Linked DNA regions of Mus musculus: all the other regions are linked to region 4. The links are chromatin loops, found by intact Hi-C in ENCODE. Cell type or tissue: heart. All regions are shown on one strand.

Evidence for each region. A loop is a pair of places that touch in the nucleus more often than their neighbours do. Peaks named below come from ENCODE experiments on the same cell type or tissue, not always from the same donor. Only the 100,000 strongest peaks of a DNase experiment are listed, where the experiment ranks them.
Region 1: a loop joins it to region 4, with 7 times the contacts of the local background. A loop is called at or near these places in 28 of 42 quality-filtered maps.
Region 2: it touches region 4 in a loop (2.6-fold over the local background); 10 of 42 quality-filtered maps call a loop at or near these places.
Region 3: a loop joins it to region 4, with 3 times the contacts of the local background. A loop is called at or near these places in 28 of 42 quality-filtered maps.
Region 5: a loop joins it to region 4, with 2.5 times the contacts of the local background. A loop is called at or near these places in 6 of 42 quality-filtered maps.

What each region holds. Positions count from the first base shown.
Region 1 is chr2:181,494,329-181,499,328 of GRCm38, forward strand. Abhd16b (abhydrolase domain containing 16B) reads left to right here. Exons shown (of 1, transcript NM_183181.2): 1 at 1-652. The coding sequence ends at 403. It overlaps Tpd52l2 (tumor protein D52-like 2), which reads left to right and starts at 2,814. Exons shown (of 9, transcript NM_001373959.1): 1 at 2,814-3,004. The coding sequence starts at 2,986. In heart, a CTCF peak has its summit at 2,215; DNase peaks (open chromatin) are centred at 2,133, 2,823 and 3,383; H3K4me3 peaks cover 2,026 bases; H3K27ac peaks cover 1,722 bases.
Region 2 is chr2:181,571,184-181,576,183 of GRCm38, forward strand. It overlaps Uckl1 (uridine-cytidine kinase 1-like 1), which reads right to left. Exons shown (of 15, transcript NM_026765.3): 2 at 3,664-3,854; 3 at 3,468-3,574; 4 at 3,186-3,356; 5 at 3,029-3,100; 6 at 2,032-2,221; 7 at 1,891-1,952; 8 at 1,287-1,303. Among named protein-coding and RNA genes, the nearest start is that of Uckl1os, 4.8 kb to the right of the region's middle. In heart, no CTCF peak of the experiment used is centred here; a DNase peak (open chromatin) is centred at 1,958.
Region 3 is chr2:181,481,656-181,486,655 of GRCm38, forward strand. It overlaps a transcript of Zbtb46 not described here. Among named protein-coding and RNA genes, the nearest start is that of Abhd16b, 9.0 kb to the right of the region's middle. In heart, a CTCF peak has its summit at 2,211; DNase peaks (open chromatin) are centred at 2,076 and 2,966; H3K4me3 peaks cover 327 bases; H3K27ac peaks cover 1,728 bases.
Region 4 is chr2:181,408,721-181,413,720 of GRCm38, forward strand. It overlaps Zbtb46 (zinc finger and BTB domain containing 46), which reads right to left. Exons shown (of 4, transcript NM_027656.2): 2 at 2,976-3,260. Among named protein-coding and RNA genes, the nearest start is that of Zbtb46, 13 kb to the right of the region's middle. In heart, a CTCF peak has its summit at 2,538 (motif pointing right); a DNase peak (open chromatin) is centred at 2,531.
Region 5 is chr2:181,579,066-181,584,065 of GRCm38, forward strand. It overlaps Uckl1 (uridine-cytidine kinase 1-like 1), which reads right to left and starts at 2,908. Exons shown (of 15, transcript NM_026765.3): 1 at 2,791-2,908. The coding sequence starts at 2,903. Zfp512b (zinc finger protein 512B) reads right to left here. Exons shown (of 17, transcript NM_001164597.1): 17 at 3,038-5,000. Uckl1os (uridine-cytidine kinase 1-like 1, opposite strand) reads left to right here. Exons shown (of 3, transcript NR_027289.1): 2 at 1,378-1,563. In heart, CTCF peaks have their summits at 2,186 (motif pointing left) and 2,402; DNase peaks (open chromatin) are centred at 146, 2,096, 2,706, 3,536 and 1 weaker place; H3K4me3 peaks cover 2,451 bases; H3K27ac peaks cover 2,648 bases.

The DNA.
Region 1 (5,000 bases), 86 kb after region 4:
GGGGGATGTGGAAGGTAACCGTGGCAATGAGCTGCTGTTGCGCCTTCTACAGCACAGATATCCCTCTGTGATGGCTCGCGAGGGCCGCACCGTGGTAACCCGCTGGCTACGTGCCAGCAACTTGGCTCAAGAAACTGCATTATATGCACGCTACCGCGTTGATGATGAGTGGTGCTTAGCAACACTTCGTTCTTATCGTGAGAGATGCCAGAAGGAGCTGGACGATGCCGAGGCCTGGGGGCCACACGGACTTTCCTTTCCTTGGTTCGTGGGCCAAGGTCTGAGTGCCCGGCGGCGCCGGCAGCTTGCACTGTTCTTGGCACGCAGGCACCTTAAGAACCTGGAGGCAACTCACTGCAGTCCACTGGAGCCTGAGGACTTCCAATTGCCCTGGAGACTATAGCCACTGTTACTGTGACTCATGCATTTGGGCATCTGTACACGTTCTAGCTCCCCCCAACTGTTCCTCTCCTTACATCTATACAGAAAAGCTGGCCGTGCTGGGGATCTTGGTGTCTGGGAGAGTAGGCAGTATATCTTCCTTCACTTTCTTTCTGTTCTTTCCTGCTTCCATCCTTTCTCTTCCTTGCAAACATCTGAATGTCTGTGCCTAATTCTTAAAAGCAATGTAAAGATGAACCTGATCCAATTTATGGTAATGTGTGGTATTTGATCAAGGGAGGCTGTGGAGTCACAGGAAAGTGCCTTTCACATTGGCTTGGGCTACAGGGTAGCTCCTGAGAAGAGAACACTAACGAAAGATTCAAGTAGTTCCCAGTGAAAGGAGACTCCTGGCACTACAGGGTCTCATTGCTAGCAGGTCTCAGCAGATGCTGCTGTGCGGTACCCCCTTCTCATTTCTGTATTCTATGGAGGGGAGATTTACAGAGGGACTGCAGACCTATATTAACAGGGCACAGAGTGGCGTGAGTCCTAGAGATCCTGAATCGTTACCAGATGTTAATGTTACCCACTTGTTACTGGGTGTCATCTTGGGCCAGACCTAAGCTAGGTCTGGGTCTTGTTCATGGCTCAAGAATGCAAAATGAATGTCAGATGTTCAGCTTTCCACTGTCTGTACTGTGGTCACTCACTACATGAAGAAGGGACTAATGCTCTTGTGGTTTCCAGCCCTGTGGGCAGGGGCTGACCAGGCTGGGTTAAGCAAAATGGTAAATGGAGAAGATATATTAGTGGACAGCCTTGAACAGGATACTGTCACATTCAATGAAGCACCTAGTCCTGTGCAAGAAGACACGTGCAGGGAGAAGAGCCAGAGAAGGAACAGGTAGTGGGAAGCATCTAGGAACTAGTACTCACTGGGGCCTAGCTGGAGAGGGAAATTCAACCTTTTTTATGTATATGAGTACACTGTAGCTGTCTTCAGACACTCCAAAAGAGGGCATCAGATCCCATTACAGATGGTTGTAAGCCACCAAGTGATTGCTGGGAATTGGACTCAGGAAGAGTGGTCAATGCTCTTAACTACTGAGCCATCTAACCAGCCCTGAAAATTCAATCTTGTAGGTGGGACAATTCTGAAAGAGGGGGAATATTGTTTTAAGGATTTTTTTTCTTCTGAAAAATATTAAGGGCCAAAAGAAATTGGAAGGCTTGCTTTTAGCAGAGAGTTGCCCAATGGTCACGACTTCCTCATTTGGAATGGGGCGGGGGGGCACTCTTGTTCTCCTGTCAGTGTTGACACACTAAAACCATAAGAACCTCAAAGCTCGGGGCTGGTGAGATGGCTCAGTGGGTAAGAGCACCCGACTGCTCTTCCGAAGGTCAGGAGTTCAAATCCCAGCAACCACATGGTGGCTCACAACCATCTGATCACGAGATCTGACGCCCTCTTCTGGCGTGTCTGAAGACAGCTACAGTGTACTTACATATAATAAATAAATAAATCAAAAAAAAAAAAAAGAACCTCAAAGCTCTGGAGTGATCTTTGGAAATTTACTTTAGCCTCAGTTTGCTCATCTGTAAACTGGGAGGGGGCGCCAGTGCTGGCTCACCTGATGCTGTGAAAAGAAAGTGAGAAAATACCGGAGTGCTTACACTGGGCTGGGCTTCAGTTATTTGGAGGGTCCAACAGGTCCCTGAGGTGTTCAGTGCTGTGTGAACTCTTCCAGTACCAGAATACAAGCCGCCCAGCAGCCCCCAAACAGCTGGCCTACTAGTGTGGGAATCCAGCTGGAGACAGCGGCACCTGCAGGGCAAGAAGACGAATCGCGCTCTCTACACTTTTAGTGCACTCCCTAGACAATAAAAAGTCTCCATAAAGAGGTTGCAAAAGCAAGTTAATTGGTACAATGTTTGCCCAGTATGCATTAAGCTCTGAATTCTCGATCCCCAATACGGTATAAATCAGCTGTGATGGTTTGCTCCTGTAATTCTAGCTCTAGGTAGGTGGACGCAGGAAGATCACAGTAAATTCAAGGTCGTCCTTTGCTGCAAGCAACCTGACTCAAAAACCAAAAGAATTTACAGGGGGTGGGGAGAGGTTGACAGGGGACTGGGGAGTACATAGGCCTGAGTTTGACCTGTCGAGGTGCAAAGTCAGAAGTCTTGTGGGCAGCCGAGGTTAAAGGTGGGAAGTCGGCGAACTGCAACACAATCCGAACCACCCATGCCTCGAGCTTCAGCTGTTCTGCCCTTTTTCACCCTAGAATCTTACTGTGGAACCAGACTAGAAGCATTGCTTCCTGCTTCGCTGCAGTCTGACCTATCAAATTGAAAGATTTGTCTTAGGTGGGGCCAGAAGACGTTCTTATTGGACACTACTTCACCGAGGGCGGGAAGAAGGCGGAGTACGAACCCGAGCGGAAGGAAGGCGGCGCGTCGCTGATTACGTAAGCGACTGCGGCCCTACAGTTCCACTGGCTCGTGTGTACGAAGCTGCCAGCTTGCAGTCCTCGGGGCTGGGCTCCTGTAGGACCTGCGATCCCAGCACCGACGCCAGCTACACCCAGCTGCCGCCTGAACATGGACTCTGCTAGCCAAGGTACCCGCACCGTGGATGGGCAGGGGCTGTGCCGCATTCCCGCCCTCCGAGTCGCGACTCGGCCCCCCCTCAGCCTCTGCCAAACCAATCCGCTGTTTCTCTTCGGCCAAGAGGCCCTTGACCTCAAGGCTCCCGATGGTCTTGCTGTGTGTGCCCTGGCGCCTCGGCCTCCCTTCGGAGCACTGCGAAGCGGCGTTCCTCGGCTCCCTCTCAGTTCCTAGAGTTTCATAACTCCAGACATTTCTCCTTAATGCGCTTCACCCTCTGTCCTCTCGCTGGCTCTGCAGCTCTTTATCTTTCGTTGGGCCGTAGGGGATACCACATCTGGTGCTAGGCTCCTGCGGAGACGTTGTGGGCGGCTCCCTACGGGGAAGGGGCGGTGCAACTATCCTTGTGTTTGGAGCAGCGCCTCTTGGGTGGTAACGCCACTGTAGCCTACTTAGAGATTCTCAAGGGAGAAGGGTTGAGTGAGTCAGGGGCACACCCAGAACACCAGATCTGTTGCCAAAACAGACACCTGAGGCCAGTAAGGAGTTGCTACGGAGAAGTGTGGTTCAGGCTCAGGAGATTAAAATCTTGAGAAGGTGGTACACTGGGGATGCTTACTTAACTACACTGGCTAAATTAAAAAAAAACCTTTCTACTGTTTGGCTTGCACTAACACATTACCTAAGCATTAGAATTTTGGGTTTTTATACATTCTGGATTTTTTTTTCTACTGTGAAGGGAATTTGCAAATTCAGAAGGCTATCTACTGTTTTATTTTCATCTTTAAGTAGTAGATTCTGGTCCCTGGAATGACACTGCTAAGGATGTGACTCAGTCATTGTTGTGTGACAAAATGTTTCCTGGGAAGCCAGGTGTGGTGGCACACGCCTTTAATCCCAGCACTTGGGAGGCAGAGACAGGCAGATTTTTGAGTTGGAGACCAGCCTGGTCTACAAAGTGAGTTCCAGGACAGCCAAGACTATACAGAGAAACCCTGTCTCGAAAAACAAAAACAACCCCCCCCCCAAAAAAAAAAACCTTTCCTGGAAGATGCATCACACATCTATCTACTCATCCCAGCTAGGGAACTCAGAACAGACCAAAGGTACAGATACCACCAAAGTCTACTTTAGTGAAGTAATGTGCATTATTAGGGTTATTTACAGGGATATGGGCAAGGGGTTACTTACAGGAGCAGAAATGACCCAAAGATGGTCGCAACAGCAAATTCCACCCCAACCTGGGTGATAGTTCACAAAGCTGAGAACCTTGAACACAATACACAGCCTGCAGGCAGCTCAACAGGTTGGAAAGTGTCCTTTCGAGGAGCCTCAGTTATAAAGAGGTTTACCTCTTCCAAGCAATTGGCCTGGTATCTGCTTCTTCTGGGCAGCTGCTCTGGTCTCAAAACTCGGCTTTGAAACCTTTCTCTTCTGAGTCATCTTTGCAGCTCAGTTTCAAGCTGTGAGGGACTCTCAGCTTTTATTGTTGACTCTGACTGGGAGGGACAACGTGATTCTAGTTAGTTTTGGGGATTTCCTGAAGCTATTTTGAGTTGTTTACCTTTCTGCGTAAAGGTTTCCCTGCTGGATGGAATGTTTCAATCTCAGAGGAAACTATTACACAGCAGTGTTGGGAAAGGTCTTTCCCAATTATGTATGAGGTTGTGTTCTAGCCTGGCATCACAAAAAAAAGGAAAGGAGAACGAGGGAGAGGATGAATTTGAAGCCACTGGCATCATCACCAAGTATTAAAGATAGCTTATTTTCCAGCCAGGTTCACATAAAATTTGGTTATTCTGAGTACTGGTTAGTTTTTATGTCAACTTGACACAAATTAGAGTTATGTAGGAAAAAAAATTGAAATTAATTTTTTGTTTTTCCAGATAGGGTTTCTTTGTATATCCTTTGTTGTCCTGGAACTAGCTCTGTAGACCAGGCTAGCCTGGAACTTACAGAGATCCACCTGCCTCTGCCTTCCAGGTGCTGGATTAAAAGTGTGCGCCATC
Region 2 (5,000 bases), 160 kb after region 4:
TGCAGGGTGCAGGGCAGCACACCGTGCAGCACAACCATAGCTTGCTCTGCTCACATATCCCAACGCAGCTTCCTCTGTTCGCCAGGTGAAGAGCGTGTTCAGGGAGGGGACAAGGCAGGAAACAGGTTTACAAAGTGGAAAAGAACAGAGAGAAAAACACTTAGTGGGGAGAGCAGCCAAGTCCCTACAGAAGGTGCCCTGTGGCTACCAACTGGCTAAAGACTTGAGGCAGGAGGCTGGAAGCAGTCTTGGCACTGACAGCCTTGGCGCCTGAGGGTGGAGCACTACCCACACCCAGCTGCTTTTCCCTCCTGCTCACCAGTAGCTTCCTGGAGTTGAAGGAGACTGAGGTGGGCCACTCACTAGTCACCACTTCCTTGGCTGGCCAGAAAATGGAAAGTGGAGCTGGCCATGTCTAGAAAATTTTCTCAGAATTGAGGCTTTAAAAGAGCCCTGGCACAGGTCTGTGGTACCCTGATCTTGGTGAGGTCAAGTGGAGACTCATGCAAGGACAGGAAGCAGGGCTATGAAGATGACCCTGGAGGCATTTTCAACACTGGCTCAGAACTCCTGGGTTATCCAGTAGAATTGTGAGGGCTTCCACAGTGGCTCCAATAGATCTTCCAAACTCTGAGGAAAGCCTGGGAGAAGGGTAGGAACTTGGTGCTGCCTATAGCTCCTGCCCAGACCTTGATCAGCAAGATAGTGGTACAGCTCAGTCTATCCCTTCTTCTTTCTGCCGCATTGCCAGCATTACTTCTGCCTGAGGTGTGCTGTCGGTTGAAGACTAAGCTAGGACAGGGCAGGGCCTGGGTAGGCAGGGTGGAGAAGGCAGAGCCAAACCTTCACTCCCCACCTCTCAGAGTCAACTGAGCCTATGACCCATGGGATGGTTCAGCTTAAGATACAGCAGCCTAGATGCGGACACAGGCCTTATGATTGTAGGAACATATCAATGTGGTCCCTGCCTAGGAACATGCATGCTGGTGCTGGCCCAGGAGGACTGCTGTGCTCTCTGTGGCTGGAGCCCAAGATAGGCTGTATGGGGAAGGACCCTCCATGAACATCTGGCTAGCACAAGTAATGCATAAGCCTGGGAAATTCTTTAATGTCTTTGTACCTTGGAGTTCGTATTTGCCACCAAGGGGAGCAGCAGCAGGCCTGAGCTACTCTACCCCGGGTGTTGGTAAAGACTGCCTGCCTGCTTGGCTAGGTGACCGCTGGCCCGGAGCTCTATGTAGATGTTGGAAATGCCTCCATCTGTGCAGACTGTTGTGGAGTCTTACCTGACGCTGAGTTCGCGCTGTGGCAGCAACACAGGGAGACATAAGGGAATGGGTGACGTATCAGTGACCAAGCCAAGCAGCCAGGCTACCCCCACCCCCAGTGATGGACACTCCTCAGCCCCATGTGGAGATGGCTCAGGGTCTGCAAACTGCAAGAGGAGGCAAGCTTCTAAGGACCTCAAACGTGGGGGGTCAGGTGACCTGGGACCTGTGAGTCTGGGCCTGTAGTAGTAGTGACCCCAGAACCCAGCCATAAACCATATAATGTGGGACCTATAGTGTGAAAATGTCCCTTGTACAGTGACCCACTCGGAAAGAGAAGACATAGGACTCAGTGCTGAAACCCATAATCCTAGACCAATGGATAGTGGGTCACCCTTGTTACTACCATGGGGTCGGGAGGGACAGGAGTGTAGCCTTCCAAGCATGGCCGAGTCCCCTTGCCTATTGCAGAGGGCTGGGCCAGATAATAAGCTTAGGGAGCAGGCTCAGGACACTTGAGTGCCAGTACCTGCAGCGGACAGAGAACGTGTGGGGGTAGGGTAAGCAAGCTTCTATTGGGAGACAACAGACAGGGACTTTGAGTGCTACCTGGCTAACTAACCTCTTCCAGCTGGCTGTGAACATGCTGCACAATCAGGTCAATGGCTACTGTGTTCCCGCTCCCTGGAGGGGGAAAAGATAACTCAGAAGCCTGGAGGCCCTTCTGCCCCACTGGCAGGAAAACAAGGGCTGGCAGGCTTACCTCTGGGCACCACAATATCTGCCAGCCGCATGGTAGGCTGGATATACTGATCAAATGCAGGTTTGACAAACTTGTTGTACTGCTTAATGACACCCTCAATGTCCCGGCCTCGTTCGCTGATGTCCCTGCGCAGACGCCGAACCAGTCGGATATCAGAGTCCGTGTCCACAAAGATCTTCATGTCCAGGAGCTGGATGTGGGACGAGAAGCCAGTGCACAGGACTGAGGCAGGCACCAGGGGCACTATCAGACAGAAGCCAGGATCGATACAGCCAAAGTGGCAACATGGTCAGCTCATGGGCTATGGGCCATGATCCTTGGGGCTAGCTCCCCCACAAGGCATCCATTGGTTTAATTGTCAGTGCATGTAGGATGCATTCTAGGAAGTGTTCATTGGGATGCATGTGTAGTTATGGACTACTACTAGTCAGGGGCACAACTGACAAGTCAGGCAGGGATGGTACTTGGCAGTGTGATGTACGTATGACTTCACTTGTTATATCTCCCATGAACACTGGGGGAGTGGGGCTTTGTGAGCTCTGGGTATGGCCTCCTGCAGTCAGCATGGGATAGGTGGTCCTGAGGAGCCAACTAGAGACTGGAGCTGCCACATGGAGATGGTAAGAGTCCTCTTGGCCAGAGTCACATTCAAGTATATCCTGGAGGTCTTGCAGCAAAGTCCCTTAAACTCACTGGCTTTAAGTCCTTGTTTGTTCTTTAGCAAGGAAAAATATCAAGAGCAAGGGAGACAGAAGTACAGCTCCCTCCCCGAAGGTAGGAGAGGAAACCACTGTCCGCAGACGCCACACCCACTGTAGTAGTCAGCTAATGGCAAAGAACGGCTGTAAATGCCTAGGATACACCAGGTGGGGCGCATCCAGAACTGCCCAATAGGGAGAAATCTCAAATCATAGAGGCTGTGAGGATGGGGCGGCGTATTACTAAGAGAGTATTTATGGGGATGCCTGTGGAGTGGGTGCTCCCGGCAAGCTCTCACCTCCAGCAGTGTCTTATCAGCAAAGGCCATGATACCCTCAAAGATGATGACATTCGCACCATACAGGGTTTTCTGAAAAGGAACCCAGAGAGTTTTAATGTCCAGCTCAGACCCCTGCAACCTCTCCCATAGGTAGGCCCCCACACCATGGGCCTACCCAGTCCTTTTTCCGGCTATGGGTAGTGAAATCATAGATGGGCACTTGGACACTCCTGCCCTGTTTTAGCTTCTTAAGGGTGGAAATGATGAGATCGAAGTCAAAGGCATCAGGGTGGTCAAAGTTGAAATTGTTACAGGCAGCCTGTTCCTGCTGCTGCTGCGTCAGAACCTGGGGGTGGAGGGGCATGATGAAGCCTGCTGCTGACCACAGGCCTACATTTGTAGAGGCAAAGCAGTCACAGAGAGAAGATGCTCTGGGGGTAGATGAGCAGGGCCTCACCTTATAGAAGGAGTCCATGGACAACAGGACCACCCAGGGCACATCTAGTGCCTCAATGATCATTCTGGCCACAGTGGTCTTCCCAGATGCACTGCCACCTCCTAAGCCTGTGGAGTGAAAGGGTACCTTGCAAACTGTTGCAGCTGGGCTGGCCATGCAGACAGATCCCCAAGGTGCCTTCCCATACCACTCTCACCAATAGCAAAGGCCTCCTTGGACTGTGTACCATGTTCATTGTACCATGGTGGCCGCCCAGCTGTGTAGATGGTACGTTTGCTTGTGCGAAGCAGGGGTGGTTCTGACTTGCACTGGCTGGTGGTGCGCTTCCGGGGTGAGCGCCCAGTACCCACTGGTGGGAGAAGTCTGTCCAAGGTCCCTGCATTGCTGCTGTAAAGAGGAATGTGCTTAGCCTCAGTCAACAGTTTTCAACCTCTCTGGTCAGACCAAAGTGGGACAGGCACAATATAGGCTCAACTGGGGAGAGTGTGTCCAAGAAACCTGCCTTTACCTGTTCCATAGGGTTAACTGGGGCACAAGATCTCAGGCTGTTCACACAGCAAGAACAAGGGACAGCAATTAATGGCAAGATGGCAGGAGGACACAGGAGGATATGCATGATCTCAGAGCCACAATCCTACCCATGTGGACTGTGGTGGGTAGGGCCTCATTATTCAAGAAAAAGGAGGATCTAAGGACTGTGCCTCTCTCCCCAGCACAGCACACTCCTTAGGTAGTCCAGCCACCGCTGCCCTACCCCTGGTTGCCCCAGGAGGTGAAAGTGCAGTATACTGGCCACATGCCAGTAGAAAGATGTATGTTTTGGGGGACTCTCTGGCTTGATACCCTGTCAAGCAATGTAAGATAGAAAGCAATAAGGGGCCAGGCAGTGGTGGCGCATGCCTTTAATCCCAGTACTTGGGAGGCAGAGGTAGGCAGATTTCTGAGTTCAAGGCCAGCCTGGTCTACAGAGTGAGTTCCAGGACAGCCAGGGCTACACAGAGAAACACTGTCTGGAAAAAAAAAAAAAAAAAAGGCAATAAGGAAGGCTGGAATCCTATGAAGAATTTACTTCTTCTCAGTATGACCCCTTCTGTCTTGGCAATGTGTGTATGTGCACATATACATGTGCATGTGGTAGTGGTTTAAGATCATGACATGAAACCAACAGAGGGTGTAAGAGGGAAATTTAACCCAAGAAGGTAAAATCAGATCTGTACCTGTGCACACTTACAGCCTACCACTCATGCTAGTGGGCACTCAGAACCATGCTGACATTTCAGTGGGTCTGTATCCCTAAAGGGGTGCCATTTCTGGCCATAGTCTTCAAATCTGAGAATGAGCAACTTCTACTGAAGTTCAATGCTCTGTGTCATCTTCCTATTACCTGCTGTTTGTCTGAGGTACACCCTGATGCAAAAGTGCTAAGAGAACGAGACATATGTTTAACAGAGGCAATTTCTGAAAGAAAACTGCCTGAAAAGAAGCCTGGGCAGATCACATCATCCTAGTCTCAGCTTTCAAACTTCTCAAGAA
Region 3 (5,000 bases), 73 kb after region 4:
CCTCAACAATAAAAGAACTTCTGCCGGAATTACCATCCCTGACCTCAAGCTGTACTACAGAGCAATAATGATAAAAAACTGCATGGTATTGGTACAGTGACAGGCAGGGAGATCAATGGAATAGAATTGAAGACCTAGAAATGAACCCATGCACCTATGGTCACTTGATCTTTGACAAAGGAGCTAAAACCATCCAGTGGAGGGAAAAAACAGTATTTTCAACAAATGGTGCTGGTTCAACTGGTGGTTAGCATGTAGAAGGATGCAAATCAATCCATTCTAATCTCCTTGTACAAAGCTCAAGTCCAAATGAATCAAGGACCTTCACATAAAACCAGATACTCTGAAACTAATAGAAAAGAAAGTAGGGAGGAGCCTGGAACACATGGGCACAGGGGGAAATTTCCTGAATAGAACACCAATAGCTTATGCTCTAAGATCTAAAATTGACAAATGGGACCTCATAAAATTGCAAAACTTCTATAAGAATAGCCTCTTAACCTTTCAGCATTCAATGGAGGAGCTAGAGGAAGGACCCAAGGAACTGAAGGGGTTTGCAGCCCCATAGGAGGAACAACAATATGAACCAACCAGTACCTCCAGAGCTCCCAGGGACTAAACCACCAACCAAAGAGTACACATGAAGGGACCCACGACTCCAGCAGCATATGTAGCAGAGGATGGCCTTGTTGGAAATCAGTGTGAGGAGAGGCCCTTGGTCCTTTGAAGGTTCTATGCCCCAGTGTAGGGGAATGCCAGGGCCAGGAAGCAGGAGTGGGTGGGTTGGTGAGCAGGGGGAGGGGGGGATAGGGGGGTTTTGGAGGGGAAACCAGGAAAGGGGATAACATTTGAAATGTAAAAAAGAAAATATCTAATAAAAAAAGAAATTGTATTCTCAGTTATGAATTCATTCTTCTTCCAAATATTTTAAACCTAAGGTTAGTTAAATCAGACCAGTTCGCACAGAGAAAAGAAGGTCCATTACCTTTTTGAAATACAACGGCAGCTGGGAAGATGGCTCAATGATTGTGAGCACTGACTGCTCTTCCAGAGGTCCTGAGTTCAATTCCCAGCAACCACGCAGTGGCTCACAACCATCTGTAATGGGATCTGATGCCTTCTTCTGGTGTGTCTAGAGACAAGCTACAGTGTATTCATATACATAAAATAAATAATTCTTAAAAAGAAGAGGAGAAGAAGAGGAGGAGGAGGAGGAGGAGAAGGAGGAGGAGGAAAAGGAGAAGGAGAAGGAGAAGGAGAAGGAGGAGGAGGAGGAGGAGGAGGAGGAGGAGGAGGAGGAGGAGGAGGAGAAGGAGAAGGTGAAAGGGTGGTCAAGCCCTACCTTTAAAAAAGAGAGAGAAAGAAATACAACAAAGTCTGGAAAGTCGGGTACCTTTAGTGGCAGCTTCCTTTCAAGCTCTGTGCCCTGGTCTGCAAGTCTTGCCTATCTTTCTACCTCCATCCTAGGTCTCTACAACCCACTGGCCTTGTTCTCATACCTCCAAAATACCCAACTTCCCTCAACCTTGGGGCTCTCCAGGTCCATTCCCTGAAGATTAATTCCTATAGGCCGTCTCAGTTCCTGTTCTATGTAGTCTTGTTTTGGGTCAAACCCTCCCTTGGGCCTTTATCTGCTGGTATCCAGGTGCAGTAGTACATACCTGTAATCTCACTGAGGAAATAGAGCAGAAAGATTAGTAGTTCAAGGTCTTATTTGGCAACATATCAAGTTTGAGATAAGACCTGGGCTTCATGAAACCTGTCTCAATAATTAAAATATCAGCTGAATAAACTGTTCTCCAGACAGTGAAAGTGGAAGTAAAGAGGGCAGTAATAAGGTGGGGAGGGGCACGGGGGGGGGGATCATCACAATAAAGAGCTACCTTCATTTGCCCTGACGACGTCCATGGCAGAAACCCAGTTAGGCAGAAGAGGAAGCCCACCCTGGCATCTGACGCCTGTGTGAGAAACTCCTGCTGCCTGGCTGGCACTGTCCCCACCCAGGTCCACAAGGCCCTGCCTGGGACTTTCCAAGGGCTGAGCCAATGACCAAGAGTCTCTGCTAGCGCAGTCAGAGCACCCAGGCATTTCCTGAGAAGCCTCCCTTCCTTTGCTCTTCTTCCTTTCTACCTCCCACTCCGGGGGTTTCCTAAGGCCGAGACCTGCTATTTTCAGTTGAGAGAGAGGGACTACTATTTTGACCTACTGCTGCCCCTACTGGAACCTGAGAAAAATAAACTGGAGGTGGGATTAGGCCAGGGATGGCAGGCAAGCTCCCTTTTCCCTTAGTCCTCCTTCCCAGATACACCTGGGAAGTGTAAGGGGTTTGACACAGAGAGATGGGATGCCACTCACTTCCTGTATGCTCATTCTAGCACTTCAAAGGTTTCTTGAGGCCTTATGGGCAGCTGGAGAATCCGGACAGGCACATGCACCCTGTTTTGACCCAGCTCAGAACAGTTTCAAAGTGGTGAAATTAGACAACCTTGTGGTTTGTGCCTGGGGTGGTAAACATCAGAGCTTCTCCTCTGTCTTTTACCCTCTCTGCCTCACTGCCTGCCCTTCGTGGGTTCAGGGTAAAGACCCAAACATTTTCTTGGTCCACAAATCCTGTGTTGGACCAGGTGCCTCCTCTGATGTGTGTACGTGTGGGTGGCTCAACCCTGAAGTCCCAGATACAGAAGCCACAGGAACCAGGGTGGGGTTACCCTCCAGGCCAATTTCCTTCCCTCTCCTTTGTCCCTTCTGTCTGTTCTTTCTCTATTTTCCTACCCACGATAGGTAGGTTCCATAGAGGAGAGGAAGAGAGGAAACTAAGTAGAAGGCCTGTCTGTCTGGGTTTGCCCTGGGATTCTGGCCTTTACCATCCAGGTATGGTGAGCTTGACCTCACCTGGGTGTCTGGGTGGATGGGGTGGAGGGAGCTGTAGCCCTGGAGCAGCTGTCCTAGACTGGGGATAATGCTGAGAACAGAGAGTGCCTGGGGGATGGGACAGGTTTCAGGGTCCCCTGGGATCAGCTCCGGGACAGTTGCCATTTTTAATCTGTGCAAGTGACTTAGAAGAAGCCGCGAGGGCCATAACCTAGATCAGCTCAAAGCAAGCTGGATATGTGAGCCCCCTCCCCCAACAATGTGCCAGAGGGTGATAGAGGCCCTGGTCATAGTCTTTTCTCTATCATGTAGGACACAAATGTAGGTCTATGATGGCTCTGCCTAACCAAGGCCTGTCTTCATTTCAACAGACACTTGGCTTTGAGCTGGCTTTCTCCTTCCCCGAACCCCCATGCTCAGATGGCTATAAGGCCATATACTCCCCAGACTGGGGTCACCCTTGAGCTCACAGTCCTGAATGCTCACTTATCAGCAGAAGCCAGCTTTCAGTCTACCACTCAGGGAGGTTCGAGGTGCAAGTCCAAGGTAGGAGAGCACAAGGCCTGCATTTGAGCCAGGAAACACTCTGCCTCTGCCCACCCTACCTGGGTACAGAGTGGGTTCAGCTTCAGACCAGACTTCGTTCTGAGAGATCACCCTGAAGCATAGCTGTCTTACTTTTCAGTGAGTTTCTGGGTCAAGGAATGACTACAGAGCAGGTTGACTTCAATCCCCCTGCCAAGTCCCCACTTTCTAGCATTGGAGCTCTCTAGCGCGGCAGGCATAGTGAGAGGAAGGTGACAGGGCGCTGAGCAGGATCCTCAGGTCATGCCTCAGTTCTCCATGGGGTTGGCATGGACTACCCCTTCTGTAGCAACTTATAAAAGCTTCAGTACCCTCCAGTTTTCTCATGGTTCCTTTCAAGAAGCCAGGAAAAATGAGAATAGGCTTTGCATTGTGGGGATCTAGGCACCCCTCACCGAGTTGAGTCCCCTTGCAAGTCTCTTTTTGGAATCATCTTAGCTAAATTGTTTTCCAGCCTCTGTTATTGGTTTTTAGGTCCCCAGTGGCCAAATAGCTAAGTCAGTTTAGCCAGGCTGGCGACATTGCTCAGCAGATAAAGGTGCTCGCTTTAAACCCGAGTTTAATTCCTAGAATCCATGTGGTAGAAGAGAGAACTGACTCCTACAAATTGTCTTTTAACCTGCCCCCCAACACACACACACACACACACACACACACACAATCAATCAATCACTGAAAACAAACCAAAAAAGTGCAAAAGAAAAAAAATAAAAAAAGGCAGTGACCCACCTTTTATCCACCCTCAGCACAGCTTTATTCAAGACCCAGGGATCATGGCTTTAAGTCCAGACCATAGTTTCTATCTGATCACCAGGAAGGTACCCAGGTCCTTTACAGGGGAAGGATTCCCAATGGGTTTCTGACTGACAGAGCAGAATGGCTTTTGCTGCTGTTCTAGTCAGTGGTCGTAACAGTGGTCAGGAAATCTATACACACAGGATAGATACACAGTAAAAGCTCAGAGCTGCCCTAGGTGGTGTAGAGCTTCCAGATACAAGATCTCTTCCAGAGTAGGAAAGACTCACTGGTTGAAAAGGACTTTTGCAAAAGGGTTTAAACAAATCACATGGCATCTGAAAGCAAGGGTCCTTGGAAAACAATTTGCTTGTGCACGTTGCAGCCATTTTTGCAGAGGGGAAAGCTCTAGAAGTTGGTTGGGGACACCTGACACATTAGCAGGACACCCAAGACAGTAGCTTGCTGCTGCAGCAGTGAAGCCCATAACACACTGTCAAGAAAAGCAAGCTATAGTGTGTGTCAGATTTATTCCTGTACACAGAAATAACAAAATAAGAGGCTGTAGGTATGACTCGGGTGGTGGAATGCTTGCTTCCTGACCAGAGTTTGCTCCTCAATGCATAAACAGTATGAAGGTATGGATCTATAAGCTATAATCCCAGCACTTGGGAGGTAGAAGCAGGGTTATCAATTGTTCAAGGTTATCTTCAGCTACATAGCAAGATCTGGACCAATCTTGGATATATGAAATCCTTTCAAAAGAGAGAAGGAGTGGGGCAGGGTTTGTATGGATACAGGCTTGTAGA
Region 4 (5,000 bases):
AGATGACTTCGTAGACACATGGACCTCGATCATATTCTACTGACAGTCCTTGCTTCTGTCCTACCCAGGTGCGTGGAGCACGGCGGGCGGGCAGGTAGGCAGGCAGGCGGGCCACACCTGTGCACTTGGCTGATAGAAGGGGACATGGGGCACTGCCTTGTACACCACTGCATGGTGGTTTCTTGCTACAGTGAGACAAACCACACATTTTGGGAAACAAGAATTTATTTCTGGATATTTCCGCGTTTCATTCTAATGTAGCACAGAAGGAGGCAGAATTCACTTAGGGTTAGAAGATAATGTTTAAAATAACCTACTTGCTCTTTAGCATCTACCAGCCCAGCAGGTGTGTTTCCTGTACCACACATAGTCAAGGCTCAAACCCCAAATCCTGCCACTTTAAGAAAGAACAGGATCTCAGTATATAGCCTAGGTTAACTCAAACTCACTATCCTCCTGCCTCAGCCTCCTCGATGCTGGGAGTGCAGGTGATTACCTCTACCCAGAAAGATTCTGTCAACTTCTGCCCTATACATAGAAAATAAAAGGACAAATGTATATGAAAACATATTTAGGATATTAAAAACAAGGAATTTAAAACATCATTGAAATAACAAAATATCAAACCCAAAAGCTGATTCCACCTGTTAAGGACAGATCAAGAAAAACCTTGGCAATCTGCAGAAGTACTGGGTTCATATGCTAAGCCTCAAAGAAGGTCACAAGGACACCTTGCTGCCCTGTACCACCTCTAAGCCTTATGAAATACAAACTGAGAAGTACCTCATTCCAGAAGAGAGATTTAAGAAAGAAAATACACATTTATAGCCCCATCCCAGCCATCTACTACCCTGGCTTGGCTATAGCACTTTTTTTTTTTTTTTTTTTTGTCTTTTCGAGACAGGGTTTCTCTGTGTAGCCCTGGCTGTCCTGGAACTCACTTTGTAAACCAGGCTGGACTCAAACTCAGAAATCTGCCTGCCTCTGCCTCTCAAGTGCTGGGATTAAAGGCATGCGCCACCACCGCCCGGCTGGCTATAGCATTTCTTAAAGCAAGGAGGGCCTAGACCAGGGTCACTCAGACAGCAGGACAGGAAGGGTTTTCTGACGTCAGACCTAGAGACAGCAAAGATCCTGAAACAGAAAGTGAAGTCGGCTCTTAGGGCTGGCCACGCCCTCTGACTCTGTTTACTGCAGGTCCCCAGCAAAAACAGGCTAAAATTTCTTTTGAACAGAGCTCATGCCAAAGTGAAGCTACCGGATACAGAAATGATAGAAAACCTGCATTCCAAAATTATTCTCAAGGACAAACAGTATCTGGGGAACCAGGGAACCAAGGAACAAAAGTGGAGTTTTTACCACAGGCTCTCCTGAGCGGGGAGTTTACGGTACGTTGGACACACATGTCCCATGAGTATGTAGGAAGAGTGAGATTAATCCCGCCTCACCTCTACTGTTCCACATTACCCACAAAAGGTGCTGAATTTCAGAAATCCTCCGTTCATGTGAATTCCAGGGGCTCCAAATCCCCTGTAACCACCCCATGAGCTGTACCAATACTCTGGGACCTTGAGGGATCCAACAATCTCTACCCATAGATACAGTTTGTTCTTGAGACATCACCCACATTGACTTGTCCAAGACATGTTCAACACTCTCCCGTGCTATTTGTTTAATACATCATAACAGCTATGAACTGGCCCCGCCCCTGCTTCTCAGACATGGAAAGCAAGGCCTAAAAGTGTTTTCTGAAAGTATGCCTAATCCCAGCTGGCCTTCATGGTCACTTGATAGGGAACTTGGAAATAAAGAGAGCAGACATCATTTTCCACCTTTGGTCTTTATTTGCCATAAGTAATCTGCATAATTCCTCAAACCGATACAAAAGCCCAATCATATGTTAGTGCACATGGGAACAAAACTGTAAACATGCTCCAAAGAACCAGCATCAAAGGTGGCTGGAAACGGTCCTGTAATTCAGCGGTCCGGAGGATGACCAGTCACCATTATATATGTACTTAGGCTTCCTGGAATAGCATACCCCTCATGTTCCCCAGTGTGGGGTGTGTCTCTTCCTCCCCCACAGAGAGAAAAGTACCAAGTCATTTTCTCACTCATGCTGAGTACCAGACAAACAGGAAGTTCTGGGGCTAGATCGGTACCCAGGGTAGTCATACTACTCTCCCAGCATCACATAATTGGCTGCTATAGTCAGCATGTACTGTGACAAGGGGAGCAGCCTGTCTTATGGTTATGAGCTCTGCAGATGCTAATGCCTCCTGTCTCACAGGAAAAGGCAACTGGGGGGAGCCAGCTGCTAAATAGCAGCTGCTCTTCAGCTGCAGCATAGTCAGTCTGTGGTCTGTATTTCAGCTAGACACACTAAGGTCTTAAATGTAGCATTCAACTCCTTTTTAAAAACGCACATGTGACCAGCACTTTCTAGCAAGAACAAAGCAAGGTCCACACCCCTGGGTCAGTGGCTCTCTGCATGTCTCCCACACAAAACAAATCCCAGCACAAAGGCTGGGCACAGGGACCAGTAGAGGGAGCCAGTGCTTGTCCCTTGGACACAAAGGACTATCTCGCACCAGACCTGCCACTGGCTCAAAAGGAACTTGTGGTTTTAAGTTTACTAATTGTGTGAATTTGTAAGCTTGGTGGATTTTAGGTTTAGATGCTTCAAATTTGAGCACAAAACATTCCAACAAATGCTCACTGATCCCTCTCGCTGCCCAGTAACACATACTAACACCCTTCTTGTTCTGTTAAGCAAGTATGCTGGTCCCAGAAGACTCAAAGCCAATCTACTTTCTGAAAGACCTTGAGTTGGAAGGTGGCTGCAACCCGCAGCAATCTGCCTGACAGACAGGTTAGCTACAAGCCTCATCCTCAGTGACTCCAGGGTCTGAAGGGCTGAACTGAGGTGCTTAAACCAAAGGAAGACACAGTGACACACCAGAACTTGCACTTACGAGACAGTGAGTGGGCACCTTTGGGCAGGTACTCGAACAGAAGTGAGCCATCATCACCGAGCACGTCAGCCTTGAGTGACAGCAGACTGTTCTTACTCATGAGTGCAGCACGAAGATTGGCCACTGCAGTAGCCTGGTGTAGTGCTTCTTCCTTCTCTGGGGTGAGGGGTGGGCCCAAGTAGCTGGTTTCTCCTCCTAGTAGGCCCTCATCGATGTGAGCATAGAGCTCTGCTCTCTCGCCTCGGCTGTCCAAGCTGCTGGCCTCAGTGACCGTCAGGTCTACATCTAGGAACAGGGAGGTACACACAGGTCATTTGGGGAATGAAGACAGGAGAATAAGGGCAATAAACCGTCAGTCCAATCCAACCCTATGGACTGTGCACTTGCCCGGAGCAACATGAAGCCTTGTATACTGTGCTACTGATCCCACCTGCCCAGATCTATAACACGCCACACAGCACAGAAAAATGTACAGTCCAGTGGGAGCTTCACTCACAACCAAGGTAGAAGGGCTACGACTCCCAGTGGGGGCAGGGGGGACAAAGACCTGAGCCCAGGCCCAGCTCTGTGGCTACAGGATCTCTTCTTCTCAAATAGGGGGCATTCAACATGTACCAATAACCATTAGAGCTAAAACTATAAAACTCTTAGAAGAAAAAAACCTCAGGTTTGACGATGGGTTGTCAGACACCAGAAGCACTAGCAATAAAACATAAAAATTGGGCTTTATCACAATTAAAAACCTTGTGCCAGGTATGATGGCATATGCCTGTAGTTTCAAACACTTAGGAGGAAGAGGCAGGAGGACCAGAGAGTTCAAGGTCATTCATAACTACATGGTGAGTTTGAGACCAGCCTAGGATATATGAGGCTCTATCTCAAAAATAAAACAAAATACAAGATAAATAAATAGAAGCCGATATGCTTCGATGACAACCCACAGACTGGAAAGAAGATGTGCAGCTCACATAGTTACCTGTACATATGTGAGACAGGATCTCTGGTGTGCTGTGTTAGCCTCTAACTTTGCAGCCAAGGATGACCTTGAACTCCTGATCCTCCTCCCTTCACCTCCTAAGTCCCGGCACTGCAGGCATTGGCCACCACGCCTAGTTTACATGATGCTGGAAACTGAATCTAATTCCTATTAATACTAGAAAAGCACTCCACCGTTGCACCACATTCCATCCCAAAGTTATACAGCTATAAGACATATATCAAGACTTTAAAATATCTTATAATTCAATAATAAAGGTAAATAAAAACAACTAGCAGATCTGACTAGGCAGTTATCTAAAGACACAGAGGGCCAATAATCTCTCAAAATGACACTCAAACATCTTTGCCATCAGAGAAACGCAAATCAAAACTGTAGAAAGGGTCTGGGGCGATGGCCCAATGGGTTAAGAACACCTCCCATTAAAGCATGCAGCTCTGAGTTTGAATCCCTAGCCCTTAGATAAAAAGTCAGGCATGACTGTGGCAAGTGCTTGCCTAGCATACTCAAGGCCCTGAGTTCAATCCCCAGCACTGTGAGAAAAATGATTTCACACTTGTGAGAACAGCATCTACCAAACCAACAGAAAACAGCAAGGAGACACTGAGGAGACAGAGAACCTGGAGTCTCGGCATAACTGAGAACATGAATCATGCTGTGAAAGGTTGGCAGTTTCTCAAAAGTGAACTGCCCTAAGGCACTCTGGCTAGAACAGCTGTAGTGACCAACAAGGAAATCTGTTTTCCTTTATGTGAGAAAGTAAAGAGAGGGAAAATGTCACGTGTGACCTGAGCCCAGCCTGTTACTGAAGCCCACCCTTCTGCTGAAGGCTCCTGTCCTAATAAGAAGACAGCCCTGAGGCCACAGTGAGAAGTCCCCTGGAAGACAAGTGCTAATGACCCCCAGACCCTTTCCCCAGATGCACAGAATAGAAAGAAAACATTAGAAACAAAGAAAATATTAATGCTTCTGTGTGTTCACGGCCTCCTAGACCACGGCTGACATCCAAAAAGAAATGCTTAATAGCA
Region 5 (5,000 bases), 170 kb after region 4:
AGCTGCTTGCACATTGACCTGGACTTGCTGGGAACCACTAGTACCTCTCCCCAAATTTTCTGGAAGAAACACAGTTCTGCCTCCCAATGCATACACAGCACGACAAGGAAATCTGAGGCCCCACCAGGCCAGGCGATCTGAATGTCAGTGCTGAGCTGGGTGCCCCTCCCCTGGCCCCAAGGTGCCTCCTACAAGGATAAACAAATCTGAAATTCTACCCTAGCACATCCAAGAATAACTGTTCCACCCCACCTCACACAGGCTCCAGTAAGCCCGATGGCCACCTTGGCCTCATCAGTCAGCAGGGGACACAGCAACCTCCCTGCCCACAGCATGGAAAGGGAAGATCCGGTCCCAGCCTCAGCTGAAATCCCTTTATTGACTTAAGATCTAATCAGAGAGGTTTTGCTGGCTTTGGGGTTCTCGTCAAGGGGTGGGCTGGCCTCATTGCAACCTCATCCTACCTGGCTGGCCTACAGCACTAAGTCTGGCAGGGCTCAGAGAAGGAAGCTTCCAAGTGGACTTCATGCATCTGAAAAGGAGCCACTCTGGGAGCCGCCTCGGAGGCAGCTCTTCTCACTACCTAGGTAACTTGTGGGTATGTCTACATCCCCAGACACCAGGAGCAGGAAGAGCCAATCTCTGTTTGCATGTGCATGTATGTGTTTATAGTTTGTCTGTCCCTCTGACTCTACCCTTAGATATGGTTGGCTGGATATGCCCTAGGATTGCTCTGGGAGGCTAATATTGTTCTGGGCAGGGGTGCAGAGTTAAGGAGTCCTAGGGAATCAGTTCTCTAAGTTTGGCTGGCTAAGCACAACAGAGGATCCTGACATGTTCCTTGGGTACCCCAGCAGGTCAGGATCAGTGGGTAGCAAAAAGGCCACAGGTCTGTGGGAAGCTAACATCGTGCTGGTCTTAGAAAGGGAAGGCTTTACTTAATTCCAGATTTGTTACTGCTTACAGAATAGACCTGTCCCACCTATTGATTCACTAGACTTGGCTCCAAAATACCACACCCTGACCCCAGAACTTCATCTTTACCTAAGATACACCAGGCTACCTGGCTACTACACTCCTTAACTTCCATCTTTGAGGTTTTCTTCTTTCAGGGCTCCATTTTAGGCCTCAGGGCTGTCTGAGGTAGGTGGTGCTGGAAGCTGCTGCTCAGTTTTCATTTTCCCCTGGCTATCCCTTAGGTAACAGCGCTGTCATCTATGGCTCAAAGCCACTCACCAGGGAGTTGCTGCAGACCTGTATGTATCCTTATACAGAGAAACAGAGAGAGGCTACTGAGGACCTAAGCCGGTGCCTCATGGATAAGGAAACTCCATGGAAGTTAGAGCTGCCCTGTAATTTGCATCCCCCATATCTTAGAAACCAGAATGAAAGGCCTACAGCAGAGACTGAAGAGAGGAAGGCTCATCACTTGGACCACCAAAGAAAGGTCTCAAGATCCCTCTGCTATGGTTAAATCTAGTCAAGCAACCCATCCCGGTGCTACTGTGGAATTCCTGCAAGAGGCAGAAGGCGGTTCAGAGTCATCAAAGCCATTTTTACAAGGTAGACATAGGACTGGGGGATTAAAGGCTTTCATGGCCTCACTTGCCAACCTGCCTCCCCCCCCCCCCCCCAAGGCTCTGGGTGAGTACCTATTAACTTCTCTCCACTCTCTAATCCCAAATCCATCTCCACTTTGCATATCGACATGAAAGCCAATGGCGGTGCTGGCTAAGGTCAGACAACTCCAAGGAAAAGGCCTCAGGGGCAGGCAGATAGGGAGCCAGGTGCTGGGAAAGGCAATAGGAGAAACCTCAAGCTGGGCTTTAGTCTACCAGCGACTCCCTCCCCTACTGCTGCCAGTGCCTGAGGCACCAGGGCAGTTTGTATCTTCTCAAGGTGTATCCCCAGGAACCTTCGGAGGAGGAATTTGGCCACGGCCTCACAAAGTCTGACTCCTGGTCAGAATGCCTGGAGTGTGTGAACTAGCTGGGATTCACCTCATCCACTGCCAGCACCTCACTTTCTAAAGGCGTCCGGGGTTACAGCTTCTCAGGCGGTGCACTGTGGCATGCAAAGCCGGAAGACATTTGGCCTTCAACTGACTCATACAGACCGGAAGAGGTGTCACGAGCAGTTTCCAAGCATGGTCACTGCCCCCTGGCGGCCACGACCTAGAGTTGCTACAAGTGATGATCAGGCCGAGTGAAGACAAGGACCCTTAAGTCTCCTACTTCCTACAAGGACCCTTATCTCCCCTTCCATTCTCCTGAAAGCCTCGAAAGTCTCAAAGGCCCCCAAACTCTCGGACAGGTGGCAATCACCACCCCATCTTACATTCACAAGCACCACTGGCCGCCAGGTGCAACTTTGCGCTCAATTTCGACGAACTCAGAAGGTCGAACACGCCTACCGCCCAGCTGGGGGCCCAGAGCCAAGTGCGCACCCACTAGGAACAGAGACCCACGCTAAAGATGTCAAACAGGTTTCCATTCTCAGTGCCTCCAAAAGCTGGAGCTTGGGCCAGTTCCGCCTTCCGTCCGCTGGGGCCCTCCAGGTCGTCTGCCACCTCCCTCTCCCTGGCAGGGGGTGGCTGACACATAGCCCAGGAGGCCCCAGGGCGCTGGAGAGCCGCCGAAACCTGTCCAGGATCCACAAGGCTGTAGAGATCAAGCTGCCCATCTATGGAGATGCCGGGAGCCGTCCCGGCTCTAGGAAGAGATGCAAGCCGTGCTCCGACCCCTCCCAAGAGACAAGCGCGGCCCCTGCCTTATTCAGGCCCGCGCCTACCGGTCCTCGCACGCCGTTTCATTCTGCTCGGCCTGGCGGCCAGGCACGTCTGGGGCCACAGCAGACTGCAGGGGCGAAGGGGCGGCGCTCATTGAGGCCGGCGGCGCAGCCATGGCGTCCCGAACCTGGCGGAGGCCGGGGAGGCGCACCGGGAGGCAGGCACGCTGCGGACTACAATCCCCACAAGGCCGTGCGGCAAGCCCCGAGAATGACCTTTGCCTCAACACAAACTCAGCCACACAAAATCCCTGGAAAAAAAAAATCAATAAACATTTATTTGATACAGTGACTTTAATACATAGTTGATGGCCCACCACCGCACCACTCCGGGCCAGGGGATGAGGATGAGGACAGATGACCACAAGGCGGGCAGGACCAAAGCTCACCTCAAAACATCTTGCAAATAAAACACTTTGTAGATAGAATATATATGCATGTATATCTATGGTTACAAGTGATAGCCAGAAATGCACTTGTGTAATGAGAACTGCATTATAACCAAACCAAGGAACCCAAAGTTTAGGAGGCGCTGCAGTCAGGTATGTGGGGTGACCTGGGAAACCAGGTCTCCAGGGCAAGGGACCTGGGTTTCACCCAACAGGGGAACAGCTCTCCCTTCAGAACCACCATAGGGACAGGAAGATCCCAAAGCCTCCAGGAGGCACCATCATCTGCCTGTGCAGGAACATAAAGTGCACCCTGGTTCTGCATGAAATGTCTGCCCTTGGCACTTCTGTTTTTTTAGGGCAGGGCAAGCGCTGAGCCAGAGGTAGATCTGTAGAGACCCTGACTTTTGCATTTTGCCAAGGACCCAGGGTTGGTTTGGCCCTCTAAGTCTATGCCCACCCACCTTCTGTAGCTCTGCCATGATGGTCCCTCTTACTGAGGATCTGTGTAGGCTGGTGGTTACCTTTGGGCCATAGTAGGGAGGTGGGCAGACCGATGAGCCCTGCCACCATGGAAGAGCTTTACAGTCTAGTTTGCCACTACTTACCAGTCACCACAGGCTGGTACCTATCCAACTGCAGCTTTTGACAGCTGCCCCAAAACTGACCTCAAAGACTGAGTTAAAGTGCTAACATCAAGTTACCCAGAACAGTCCCATAGCAAGGCTGTATATGGGCTTTCTGGTTCGTCCTGGAAAACTCAGCCCCCAGCAAACCCAGGTCCTACTTCTCCCTACAAGTGCCAAGTACCTGAGAGGCTAGGGTGGATGGTCACACCCCACAGAGGTGTTGTGAAAAGTGCACTTTGGCCCCCTTCCCTTCCACAGTTGCACACAACCACTCCAAAGCCCCAGCCTACCCTTTGACACTGGATCATACCCACCTCTGTAGCCACCTCTGACCACATCAAAGTGTGTAGGAATTGGAGAGTCCATTCAACACCTACAACACACCAGGCCATGGTTACCTTGCCCAGAGTCAGAGCCTTTCTAAATACATGTGTACAAGGACCTCACCCCAAATCTCCCTGGAGCTGGCCTTCTTGGAAACGCTCCCTGCTGAGGCTGGGGGCAGGTGCTAGTCAGTACCACAGCAATACCTTCGGCACCAGGAAACCCTTAGCACCATGACATTAAGATTGTTGAGTTTTGTATAAAAAAAACCCAGAATTAAAAAAAAAAAAAAGAAAAAAAAAAGGTTGCTACTTGTCACAGCAACAAGACTGGCATCAACAACATCCAGGAGACACACAGAGGCAAATATCAAAATTCACATCATCCAGGATCAGAAGCAGAGACCTCAGTCCACCCCTACCAACACTATAAAAAGCTCGTTCCAACCCCCTCCAGCCTTCTCCTGGTGTGGCTCACAGCAGGGTTGGGAGATGGGGATAGGGTTAGAAGGTAGAACCAGGAAGGAGGCCAGATGTCTCTTCCTGGCCTTGTCCAACCTGCAGACCCTGTTAGCCTCAGGGCCCCTTAAAGAAAGGGGTGAGGCCCAGCCTAGAGTTGCTACACTGGCTGAGACCCCATCTTTCACTATCCTTCCATTTCTATATCAAATGACTGACTGCCACTAGATCCCAAGGGCAGATAAAATAAAAGGGAAAAAGAGGCCTTCCACAGAACTTGGCTTATAGGCCCACCTAGCATAGCAGACATTTGCAGTCTCTCCTAAGTACTACTCCTGAGCTAGGCTCCTTCTGGCCAGCCTCTGCTTCACATGGCTGTGGCCCCAGGGAGGCACCCCAAAGGGCGATAACCA